Regions from separate parts of the Homo sapiens genome. Here regions 2 and 3 are each linked to region 1. The links are chromatin contacts, found by Hi-C or POLR2A ChIA-PET in ENCODE. All regions are on one chromosome and are shown on one strand. Each heading gives the region's core, a stretch centred on a gene start or an enhancer-like site at or near the end of the contact. The rest is flanking DNA. Distances are from core to core; before and after follow the strand shown.

Region 1 (3,870 bases), core at 465-2,964:
TACAATGTTTTTTAGTCATCCTTTTTTTCACTTCCAGATTTGTTTCTAGTATCATACCAGAAATCATTTTTTCTTTGTTGCATATTGAAATACCATATTTTAATAAATAGAAATAAATGTTTCGTTTTAGAAAAAGTACTTTCTTTATTAAATTGCATGCCAATTTCCCTCCTTCAAAACAATAAACCAACTGAACACCAGGCAAAATACCTTCCATAGTTGAATATCATGTTCACTCATCTACTTCTAGCCTACCAAAATTATTAGCAAAGATATTTTTAAGAAATACCTCTGTGACTACTACACAATTTCCATATACTCCAAGCTACATTTGTGCTAAAGATGTTTTTGTTGGACCATCGCGTATCCCTGAAGAGATAAACCTGGGGAGATTTTTAGAATTCCATACTGAACCCCCTCCCATTATTATGATAGCAGAGGATGGAAATGGGAATAAGAATGCTGGACAAAAGAAAAGGGAATAAAAATACTTTTTTTTTAATTCCACAGGAAGTTTAAAAATAACAAAATCTATTTTGACCAAAATCAAAACGCGCCTGCCGATTTTAATTAAAGCAGCTCTATACCTTTGAACCAGCCAACAAGCAGCTGCAGTAAGCATTTGGCTGGCTCTGAGTTCCTAAGCTAAACTGCAGAAAAACGCCTCCTCCTGGATCTAATCACCTTCGGGCGCCTCAAATAAACCTTAGCGTGTGGGGCCAGCACAGGTCAGTTTTTTAAGAGCCTCCGTAGAACAGGGTCTTATTTTTGTTCCTGAGCTGAAATGCACACATGCACTTAGCAGAGAAGGTTTGCCTAATCTATCACCGGTTTTCGTCTGTTTCTGGGTTTCCATTACCTTTTGTCAGACGTTTTCTCCAAGATCCTCGCTGCTTTCTTTTTAATCACCTAAGAAGCAACATTGATGTGACAAGCTCCAGAAAAAGGCTCGTCCTTTCTTATCTGCATCTTCAGCCTAATGATGAGGAATGGGTTCCATAAACTTGAAAAAGGCAGGAAAATGCTGCCAAAGTCATTATCCACTACTTTAAATTGGAAAGAAAAAAGCTGTCCCTTTTTAGAAGAATGGTAATAACGTATAAAATAATTGTACAAAGCCTACAGCGTTTCATATAAGAAAGGAAATTGCCCAATGCAATTTAAAAGAAAAACAAAATACCTTCATTTCCCGCTATCTGAAATCTACATCAGAATGTACCCTCGATTTTGCATATGAAGCAGAGTGCTCAATTGCCTGCCAGAAATGAGAGCGAATTATGCCTGCACTCAAGTTAATATTGAAATAATCTCCCTCTTTTTGATACCTTCCTCTCGTCCCTTTTTCCCCTTCCGTACATTGCAGTGTCATTGCCTAAATCAATCTTTGGGCATTAAAGGTAGCTTCTGGGGAGCTTCTCAGTCGCCAGCCTGCTACTTGTCGGGGGCATCGGCTATGAACTGCAGCTGGATGGATGCCTGTCTGCCTGCTCGTCTTTAAGTCTCACGAAGCAAAACCGCAGGCTTTCTCGTACTCAAAACCACACCATCATTGTCCATATTCGGGTATTTCATTACAGTAACAGTTTGAAGGACACCAGGCTTACAGCCTTTTGGAGCAGACGGTAGGGAAGCTGCTCCACATGGATCATATTGATCTCTCCAACCACTCCTCGAACATCCACAGCTGTTCCAAGATTTGCGCCCAGCGGAGACGAGACGCGGCAGTAGACCTGGGCGCCACCTAGTGGATTCTATTGACCTGGGGGAGTCGTCAACGCGTGGTGAGGTATATAAGCTTCAGGGAACAATCCCTACAGCCAACCTAGAAAATACTAACTATAGTCGAAGCAATAGGGAAGGAGTCTTATCTTTAAAAAAAAAAAAAAAAAAGTAACAAGAAGATGACAAAAGAAGCAAATGATTCAAATGACTGACAGGAATTTCAAGAGTGGTTTTTCAATATAAATTTCAAATCTCTGAAATGTCAAAGTGCTTTATTATTTATATCTTTATTAAGAAAAGGAAAATATAGAAAGTTTATTTTGCCAAAATATTACCACTTTTCTTTAATCTGCCAGATTGGTCACATTTTGCCTTAATAAGTTTATAATTCAGTAAGCCAATCCAAATGGAACTGAATTTTTATTTTTCCTACCATCTAATAAATATGAGTCTTAAGAAAAGCTGTTTATAAAATATTCCACCAATTATGTCTCCCTTCTTCACCCATTCCATTCACAGTTTCCATTCCTATTATCCCCCAAAAGAGGTCGTACTCATTTTTCCTTCTATTCTTTACATGCACACATTTTCTGGAAGAAAGAACTTCAATTTTCTTCGTGGCAAAGTTGTGGCTATTACCTCGTTTGAGATCAAATTCAAAATACAATTCCTAGAAAGTTGTACCTTCAATTGATCCACATTCTGCAATCACTTCCTACTTTATGTTTTCAAATATATTTTATTTAACATTGCCACTTGATCATAATTTTCTAATTGTCTTACCTCCACAAATTGTACTTTTGTCTGATCCACAACCTCTGCCTCAGAAGAGGAGCCTATTAAATGTTGAATAAATAGCTATAACATAAGCAGATAACTATCTCTGACAAGATTTGTTAATAAATACTCTGGTTATTCTACCCTTTGGATGTGCTAAATATATCAACAACAACTAACATTTATTGAGGTTTTTTACTTGATGGTCACAATGGCCCTATTAAAATAGATACTACTATTATCCTTATTTTATAATTGAGGAAAGCTACTTCTAGAAGGTTAAGAAATTCACCACATTGACATGGGCAGTAAGAAGTGGAACTGAAATTTGAACCTGGTCTTTCTGACTCCAGAGCCTATACCCTGAACTTCTATACTACACTGTGTCTATCTTATATGTTGTTATTAAAATATATGATACACTATGATCTTATTACTGGTTGTATTATATTTTGATGATTCACTTTATAAAAGTAAATATTTCTAGTTTTATCCCCTGCAAAATAAGTTATTTTAGATAGTTGCTAAAATTATTCAAGTTGTTAATATTTTTTACCACGTTTGGTCTTTAAAGAATGAACTTACTATAATCAAAAGATTTGCACAAAGGAAGGAAAAGAAATTACTTTACTGATCAAAGGACCGATGCAGGAAAATATGCAAGCTGACTGCATTTCGCTAAGATTGCAACAATGAAGTGGAAGAGCTAGGGGAAATGGGAGATCTGGTAATAACTGTTTCTTTGTTTTTTCAGTTCACCTGACCTATTTAAACATTTTAATTTAGAAATGCTCCTCAGACTTCTCAGGTTTGGTCTCATGAGTAAGCAAATCAGGAACCCACAGGAACCACTTGTCAGGTTTCATTTCAAGGGAATTGGAAAGGGATCCTGACCTCCTAAAATATTTAAAGATGTTTAAAATCACATTCTTAGACCTTCTTGAACAGAAAAATGAACTTTTAAAAAAAGAGACAACATCGGTCACAATTGTTCAACACTAGAAATAACCCACAAGTCCCTAAAGAATAAAATAGCATGGCAAATAACATGGTAAATTCACGTAAGGAAATATTATTCAGCATTGAAAATGAATGCACTAATGCCACACTCAACATGGATGAATCGCAAAATACAATTTTGAGCAAAAGCAGCAAGACACAGAAGAATACAAATGATTCCACTTACATAAAGTGCCAAAACTGGTTCTGTATTTCACAATAAAAATGCAAAAGAAGTACATCCAATGGTCATTTCAAAATGCATCCAGAAAAAAAACATAATAAGCTGTGCCCATCATTTATGTTTTGGTGAAAATAAGTCTATCAGCTCCATGATTGCAGTCTTGAGAGGGAAGGAGAGAAGAGCAAAGC
Region 2 (3,870 bases), core at 1,027-3,526, 220 kb before region 1:
AATATATTTAATTTTTTAAATAAATTCTTCCTAAATTGATTTGTAAATTCAATGCAATCTCAATCAAAATCCTAGCAGGTTTCTTTGAAGAAATTGAAAAGCAGATGCTAAAATGTATATGGAAATGGAAAGGACCTAGAATAGCCAAAATAATTAGAAAAAGAATAATAAAGGATTTATTATCCTACTTGATTCTAAGACTTACAAGAAAGCTACGATCGTCAAGACAGTGCGGCACTGAGGCAAGGATAGACCTATAGATTCATGGAACAGAATAGAGAGTCCAGAAATAAATCCAAAGTTATATGGTTGATTTTTGACAAAGATGTGAACATAACTAAATTGGAAAATCAGCAAAATAGTGCTGCAACAACTAAATATCTAGAGGGGAAAAAAACAACCTTACAACATATTTTAAAAGCTAACACAAAATACATCATAGGCCTAAACAGTAAGAGCTAACACTATTACATTTCTGGAAGAAAATATAAGAGAAAATATTTGTAACAACAGTTAGGAAAGGCATTTTTAAACAGGACACCAAAAGTACAACTCATAAGGAAAAATATTTATAAACATTTTCAAAAGTAAAAGCTTTTGCTCTTCAGAAAAAAGTGTTAAAAAAGGCAAGCCGGACTGAAATAATAGATATGAAAAACATATCTGACAAAAAGGCTTGTATCCAGAATATATAAAAGATATTTACAACTTAAGAAGGCAAGAGCCCAATAAAATGGGGAAAAGATTTGAAGAGACTCTTTACAAAAGAAGTTATACAAATTCCAATAAGCACATGAAAAGATGATCTACATCACAAATTATGAGGGAAATGTCAATTAGAACCATAATGAGCTACTTACTACGCACTTGAGAATATCAAGGATGGGTGAAGAGGTAGGACAACTTGAACTCTCATACATTGACTGTGTGACAGTATAAAATGGTACTATTTCTTATATAGTTAAACATATACAAGCCATGTGACCCAGCAATCTTTATCCTAGATATTTACCCAAGAGAGATAAAAATGTGTCCACGCAAAACTTTTACATCAATGTTTATAGCAGCATTATTCATAATCGTCAAAACTGAAAGCAACCCAAGTATCTATTAACCAGTGAATGGATAAACAAATTGTGGTATATCCAATGGAGTATTACTATAAAAGCAACAAAATATTAGTACTCTCGACAACATAGGTGAATCTCAAAAATATTATGCTAAGTGAAAAAAGGTAAACACAAAGGGCTACATACTATGATTCTGTCTGTATGAAATTCTAGGAAAGGCAAAACCATAGCAACAAAAAGCAGATCAGTAGTTGGTTGGCTGGGGCCAAGAGCTGGGGGAATATATTGACTGTAGGAGCACAAGGGAACTTCTAGGGTGATGGAAATGTTCTAATTTGATCATGGTGGGGAATGGATTTTTTAAATATACTAGGGATTTGTTTTTCTTTTTAAGGGATTTCTTTTGGAAAAAAAAAAAGTCCTAGAATAAGAACAGAAGCATGTTCTCTTCTGAGAAATAATCCTTAGAAAATAGAAGTTAAGCCAAAATATGTAACATTACCTATGTCTTTTAAAACTTTTCTTGTCCATCTAATTTCCATCTTAAGAAAAATTAGAAATAAATCAATTACACTTTAAATACTTTTGGTACAGTTGAATATGTACAGGACTGCTGAATATTGAATAGGTTCCCAGAGAAACTCTTTGTAACAGAACTTTCCATTTGACCATAGCCCTTAAGGCATTTAAAGACAAGTGAGAAACAGACTGTTTTGGTTCGTTGGTTTGGGTTTTTTTTTCTTTTTTTTTTCATTACTTAGCTTTGTCATCATGCTTTCCTACCACCAGAAGGCATATTTATGACTCATCAGTCAACACCCAGTGTCAGATAACTAGCCATTAACATACTTCACTTGTACTGTGATGAAAATGATATCACAACTTTCAAGAGATCCCCTTGAAGATGAAACTGAAAGAAATGGTGGCCACATGTTGTTTCAAACCTGTATTCGTTACACCTCCTGACTGCATGTCGTGCAAAAGGGCCAAACAGATGTGTAAAAAATAGCTGTTTAACAGGGGGGAAAATACTGTAAAATTGTTTATGGCAGGACAGCGGGTTCTTATAGGCAAAGTAAATTACAAATAGATTTCTCAATTACTTTTTAAAGCCTAGTATTTGATTCTTATATAACAGTCAAAAATCAATTTTGCATGGAATTTATGTGAATGCCTCATTATTAATAAAACAGCGGTTGGCGGCTGCTACTTCCTCCCCACAACAGCAGCACGCAGTGGGGAAGCATTCACGTGCCAGGCTGTGCAATTCTTTATCTTTTTATCCTCTGGTTCAGCATCATAAAAAAGAAAGGGAAGAGATGAATCCCAAGCAAATTTTAGGCATGGGCTTCTGGCAGCACCTATTTCATGGGGGCCTGCTGGTGCCCTGAGAGTACTTGGTGATGGGTGCTGAGGGAAGTCCTCACCCTACTCCCTGCTCATACTGTACCTCGAAGGTCTTTTTTAAAAAAAAAAAAAGTATAATTAAGCAAGTAACTCTAGTTGTTGAAAAAGTCACTGAGCTCTTTCTCTCGCTCTATCCTTAGCATATCCAACCTCGGTACTAGAGTCTACTGACCCTGTGAATTGATTTAAAAGGACTGGCCAGTGGCAATTTTCCCCAGATTGCTTTATTTCTCCAAAATAAAATTATTTATTTTGAAAAGAACTTGCTCCTGACCCAAACATTCTAATAACATAACAAGCATAATTCTCATTCAACAAACAAGAAAATTGAATCCCACTTATGTCTACAGACCATAACAGTCTGCTCCCTACACTGTACTTGATTCATCAAACCATGAACACTCCCCGTTTCCCAAATGAAAAGTGTAGTGTGGTGAGAAAAACCTAGCTTCTCTGGTTAGCCCTCCCTAACCAATTGGATGACTTTAAACAGTTATATCACTGTTTTAGGCCATGTCTGTTAACTGGTAAAATAAGAGAGTTTTCAAAATTATCTGAGGTTTCCTTCAGCTAAGATTTGGCAATGAGAAGAAATCATTGTATTCCCATTACATGTGAAAAGCAAAAAGAAAATTCTATGTTTGGCCAACAACATGGAGAAATGCTTATCTTCAGAGGTTAAATTCAGCTAAACAGTAGCTACCTGCTATTTCTTCTATTGGGTGCATGCCTCAAAAACGCTAACGGGGGAAATGGCAGGGCGATACACTGAGTGCTTACAGCATGTTTCCAGAAACTGATTTATTCTTGATTTGAATCTCTACTATGTGCATAATTACACCTGGTAACTGCAGGCAAGCTGTGGGCAACACTCTTGCCCCCTTAGTATTTGTGTCAGCAGTTAATTAGGAATGCAGTGCTAATACAGTCTTTAAACCAACCCCAAAAAGCTGTAGTAAAATCTAGTTTAACAAACAGACATGCATATCAGATGACTCCTTGCAGATACAGAATACCAAGAGTTTATTTACCAATGAAAATCCATGGTAGGTAAGATCTGATCCATGGGTTTGTTTGCTTTTGGGTTTTTGGAGACAGATTCTCGCTCTGTTGCCCAGGTTGGAGTATAGTGACGTGATCTCGGCTCACTGCAACCTCTGCCTCCCGGGTTCAAGCAATTCTCCTGCTTCAGCCTCCTGAGTAACTGGGACTACAGACGTGCACTACCATGCCTGGCTAATTTTTGTATTTTTAGTAGAGACAGGGTTTTGCCATGTTGGCCAGGCTGGTCTCGAACTCCTGACCTCAAGTGATCCACCTGCCAAAGTGCTGGGATTCCAGGTGTGAGCCACCACACCCAGCCCCCACAGGTTTGTTTTTAAGAATTGGATTT
Region 3 (3,870 bases), core at 545-3,044, 150 kb before region 1:
TCTGCACCCTAGTTTCTTCATTTACAAAACAGGATAATGAGACACAAAAGGCAGGTTTGCCATAAAGATAGACTGTGAGGCCCATCCCAGTGCCTGGAACCTGGCGGACACTAGACTCTCAGTCACCTCCTGCCCTCTCCCTTCTCCCACCCCCATGCCACAGCTTTCATTATAACTGCTCTCCTAGCTTACAGGGACCTTCTCTCCTCCACACTTAGAGAGAAATTGTGATCTATGCCACACAACTTGGTACTTACTCAAAAGTTCATTAAGATTCTTTTTTATAAGGGACTAAAGCCCAGGTCAAATTGCTAAATACAAAAAGGACACTTATTAGTTCCAATAACTGAAAGCAGCGGAGACAGGCAGAACTTCATCTGCGTGAGCTTGATCTGGATACTCATTTGTCATTGGGGCTCTGCCTCCATTTCCTTGTGGTTTTCCTCTGGCTCTGCCTTGGCCCATGCTCGGGCCTCATTCCCAGGCTGGCTCCCATCATGACAGCACGATTTACCCCAGCATTCCCAGCCTTCCTATCTGTGTGCTGCACTGACAAGCAGAAGAGAAGGTCTGAGTCCCAGCTTTCCCAGAAAATATTCTGCAAATCCCAGTTTCAATCACAATCCGCCCTCCTGGCCCCTGCCTTGACCCCCCGCAGCAAATCACTGTGGCTGGGAAATGAACCGAGCTCTTAGTCTTAGCCTGGGTTGTGCCTTCACCCTGTAACCCAACCCAGCTCCAATCCAGACATGGAGTCACTGCCCAGAAACCACTTGGATACCCATGTGGACTGTGGAGTCCACAGATATTTCAAGAGATTTGATGGCAGCCTTACCAGTCCACAGGACCCAGATCTTCTGAGGGCTTCTGTAGCCTGAATCCTAGGCCCGGCCCCAATCAGGTTAGTTCCTTGAAGTTGTACGCTTCCACCCCATAGCTAAAATGGCCCCTTTTGTAGGAATCCAGAATACATAAAATTGCAAGGGATTGGATTCTGCCCCTAAATTGATTTTATACCCTTGAAAGTTTTCTACTATAGCATGTGTGAGTGTGTGTGTGTGTGTGTGTGTGTGTATAAATTGTGATTAGATAAGGCTCTAAAGAACAGTTTTATAGTCACTCCACCCATTTGGCTTTCCATAGAAATAAAATCCTTCATTATGGCAATGACCTTCAACGAAGGTTAAGTACGCAAACCTCAGTTTTAAAAAAAACTGTTTTTAACTGCTTTTATCTTTGAGCCTTTGAAGTAGAAAGTAAAAAAAATCAAATATTTTATTTTTGACATCTTCAAGGAAGGTATATGTAAATAGGAAACATACATAAAATCCCTGAGCACAAACAGAAAACAAATGATTAAATATAATGACAATTGCAGAAATATAGATTGAAGGTAAAATAGATTAAGGATGCTGCCCTTTGATGCCACTTTCTGTCAATAAGGCATAAGATAAATTTGTGAGCCTCATATTTCTCTGATCCACAGGTTAAATTTGCCATCCTGTAATTCCTTGTCACCATTTCAAATATCAAGCTAAACATCGTGTATTTCTCTGGGGTATTCACAACCTTCAGAGAGTAGTTGATAGTGATCACATTTCTTCTGAAGTCTTTGTTGATCCAAGAATACATATTTTGTTGTGTAAGTCTTCATAAATCAGTCTTTCCGCCCGTTTATCATCCCTGTTACTTTTCTCTGAACACTCTCCAGTATGTCTCCAACTTGCTAATAATGAGGTTCCCAGACCACAATGCATCATTCCCAGCTCAGTCTCTCTCCTTGTGCAGAGATGGACTTTGCCTTTTGGCTTCCTGACTCACTGTTTCCACTGACTAAGTTCATATGCTGCCAGATCATATATGAACCCGTGATTCATTTGCTACCCATTACAATGCCTGGGAGAACCCAAGCACTTCCCTAAATAGGTCAATGCCTGATGTACTAGGTGCCCAGAAAAGTTCTTTAAATAAATGAATAAATAAAAGCATGAACTTCCCTGTTGTGTCTTTAGTATACCAAAACATTTATTACAAAAAGAACAAATGAAAAGGAATATGCAACCTGTGTTGACAGTGGGGACAAGGGAACAGAGGTAACACATGAGAATCATGCATGGATGCTTTGGCCTGTACCATTCAAACGTTTCTACCAATTTGATTTGATTTAGACATATTTCATTTTCATTTAGCACAAGACAAAAGGAAGTTCAGAAAACTAAGGTATTTCACCACAGCAACTGAACAGTTGAATTACAACTGAGAACGTATCTGGAGTCTAAAATTCTAGTGCCCAATGTAGACTGCAGAGTAGAACAATCTGAAAATACCATTAGTAAAGTCCTTGTAGTTCCTGGGAATCAGTTCCTACATCTTCAGCTAAAATACTTGAGGCATGGGTTCTAACTGTGATTTTTTGCCTCAAGGGCTTTCCCTTTCTACTCATAATAACAGGATGCAAGAGGGTGGAAAAGGGAGAGGAGCAGAGCTAATCTGGTTTCTTGCTCTCTTGACCCCAATTACACTAGTGGTAGTGACAGTGACAGTAATAGTAGTAGTAGCTGCTCTTATTATTGAGTACCTGCTGTATGTCATGGACTCTGCTTAACCCTTCACATAATGTTATTTCATTAATAGCCAATTAAAATATGCACATTACCTCAATTTTACTTTAAGGAAACGGAGTCCCAGAAAGATTAAATGTCTAAGGATCACGCAGCAGAGTTAAGGTGCTATTTCAGCTCTGGGAGACTGCACCCCACTCTTCTGCCCTAGCACAGACTCTTTCCTTGGTTTCAATACTATACCAAGCCTGACATGTCATGCCTGACAGCCACTCCCATTTTCTGGTTCCTCTGAACTTCTCCTTAAGGACCCTTAATCAAAACTAACTGAGAAGTAAGGGGGGGGGGTGGGGGGGAACATTAGCTAAGAGGAACCTCTTAGCTAAACTTAGAAAAATTTGGAGTTTTCAAAAGGATCTTCTCTCCAGGAAATTAAGAAAAACAACAAACCATTAAGCATGTCATGTGCTAATAGGACCAGCCTAGTATAAGGCCATGTAAAAAGGCATTGAAATCTGCTAGTGTGATCCCAGCCTGGCCACAGATGCCCATGGCAGCCCAGTTTCCAGGCACTTGCCCTCATCTCCAATCTGTCTTTCTACCTTGGTCAGTTTGTTCCATTGCATGTGTACACTGATGGCCCCTGGCCAGAACTGAGCATATCAGATCAATACAGCAGTACACAGTACTGTGATTAAACACTGCAATGAAATGCTTGGTAAAAAACAAAAAACAAAAAACAAAACAAAAAAAACTCCCCAAATGACTCCTCTTTAAGAAAATAATCAAAAATAATTAAAGCAAAAAGCAAGACCAAATACTCTTCTCTGTTGGTTAATTCATTCCCCCTCTAATTATCTGTACATTCTGCTCTCTTTATGCTGCAACTCCAAACCAACAAATACTTGGGTTGAAAATTTTTAAAGAAGTAAATTCTTCATATAATTCCACAGGTCATGCGAAAGACCCATAATTTCATGGACATAGTACTGGAAAGGAAGTGAGAAGATTTGGTAAATATGTGTCTCACCACTTTGTTAGCAGGGACTATAAAATAATGATTTTTGAAAGCCCCCTTGGATATATAAAGCATTCTACAGTACTCATGAAATATTGGTTGAATTGGTTGAACCGACCTTAGGTAAACCTCTCCATATTTCCAAGCTTCAGTTTCTACATCTATAAAACAGAAACTAATAATAACTTTCTTGTCATACATGACTATTGTGGGGCTCCCAACAGGAAAATATATATGAAAGCATTTTTTAAACAATAAAGCATCATACAAAAGTAAGTTATGAAGAAAGGG

What was found. A loop is a pair of places that touch in the nucleus more often than their neighbours do. ChIA-PET counts read pairs that join two places held with the same protein, here RNA polymerase II (POLR2A). Pooled maps may share reads with other maps.
Region 2: a map of GM12878 shows a loop between it and region 1 (4-fold over the local background). The contact joins two enhancer-like sites. A Hi-C loop is called at or near these places in 6 of 168 maps with a recorded cell type or tissue (GM12878, PC-3, PC-9 and 3 more), 31 of 37 single-sample maps with no recorded cell type and 17 of 50 pooled maps.
Region 3: a map with no recorded cell type shows a loop between it and region 1 (9-fold over the local background). The contact joins two enhancer-like sites. A Hi-C loop is called at or near these places in 2 of 168 maps with a recorded cell type or tissue (A673 and sigmoid colon), 13 of 37 single-sample maps with no recorded cell type and 12 of 50 pooled maps. POLR2A ChIA-PET finds 5 or more read pairs at or near these places in 2 of 52 experiments (activated T-cell and naive thymus-derived CD8-positive, alpha-beta T cell).

What each region holds. Positions count from the first base shown.
Region 1 is chr2:177,147,362-177,151,231 of GRCh38, forward strand. The region is part of intron 1 of LOC105373760 (a long non-coding RNA gene); the gene reads right to left. Among named protein-coding and RNA genes, the nearest start is that of MIR4444-1, 63 kb to the right of the region's middle. RefSeq lists an enhancer at 1,014-1,737. Within about 2 kb of position 1,715, at least 2 of the 41 ENCODE cell types and tissues checked have a DNase peak (open chromatin) inside an H3K27ac peak, as active enhancers do.
Region 2 is chr2:176,930,120-176,933,989 of GRCh38, forward strand. No RefSeq gene overlaps it. Among named protein-coding and RNA genes, the nearest start is that of MIR4444-1, 280 kb to the right of the region's middle. RefSeq lists an enhancer at 1,781-2,080. Within about 2 kb of position 2,277, at least 4 of the 41 ENCODE cell types and tissues checked have a DNase peak (open chromatin) inside an H3K27ac peak, as active enhancers do.
Region 3 is chr2:176,995,462-176,999,331 of GRCh38, forward strand. No RefSeq gene overlaps it. Among named protein-coding and RNA genes, the nearest start is that of MIR4444-1, 220 kb to the right of the region's middle. Within about 2 kb of position 1,795, at least 4 of the 41 ENCODE cell types and tissues checked have a DNase peak (open chromatin) inside an H3K27ac peak, as active enhancers do.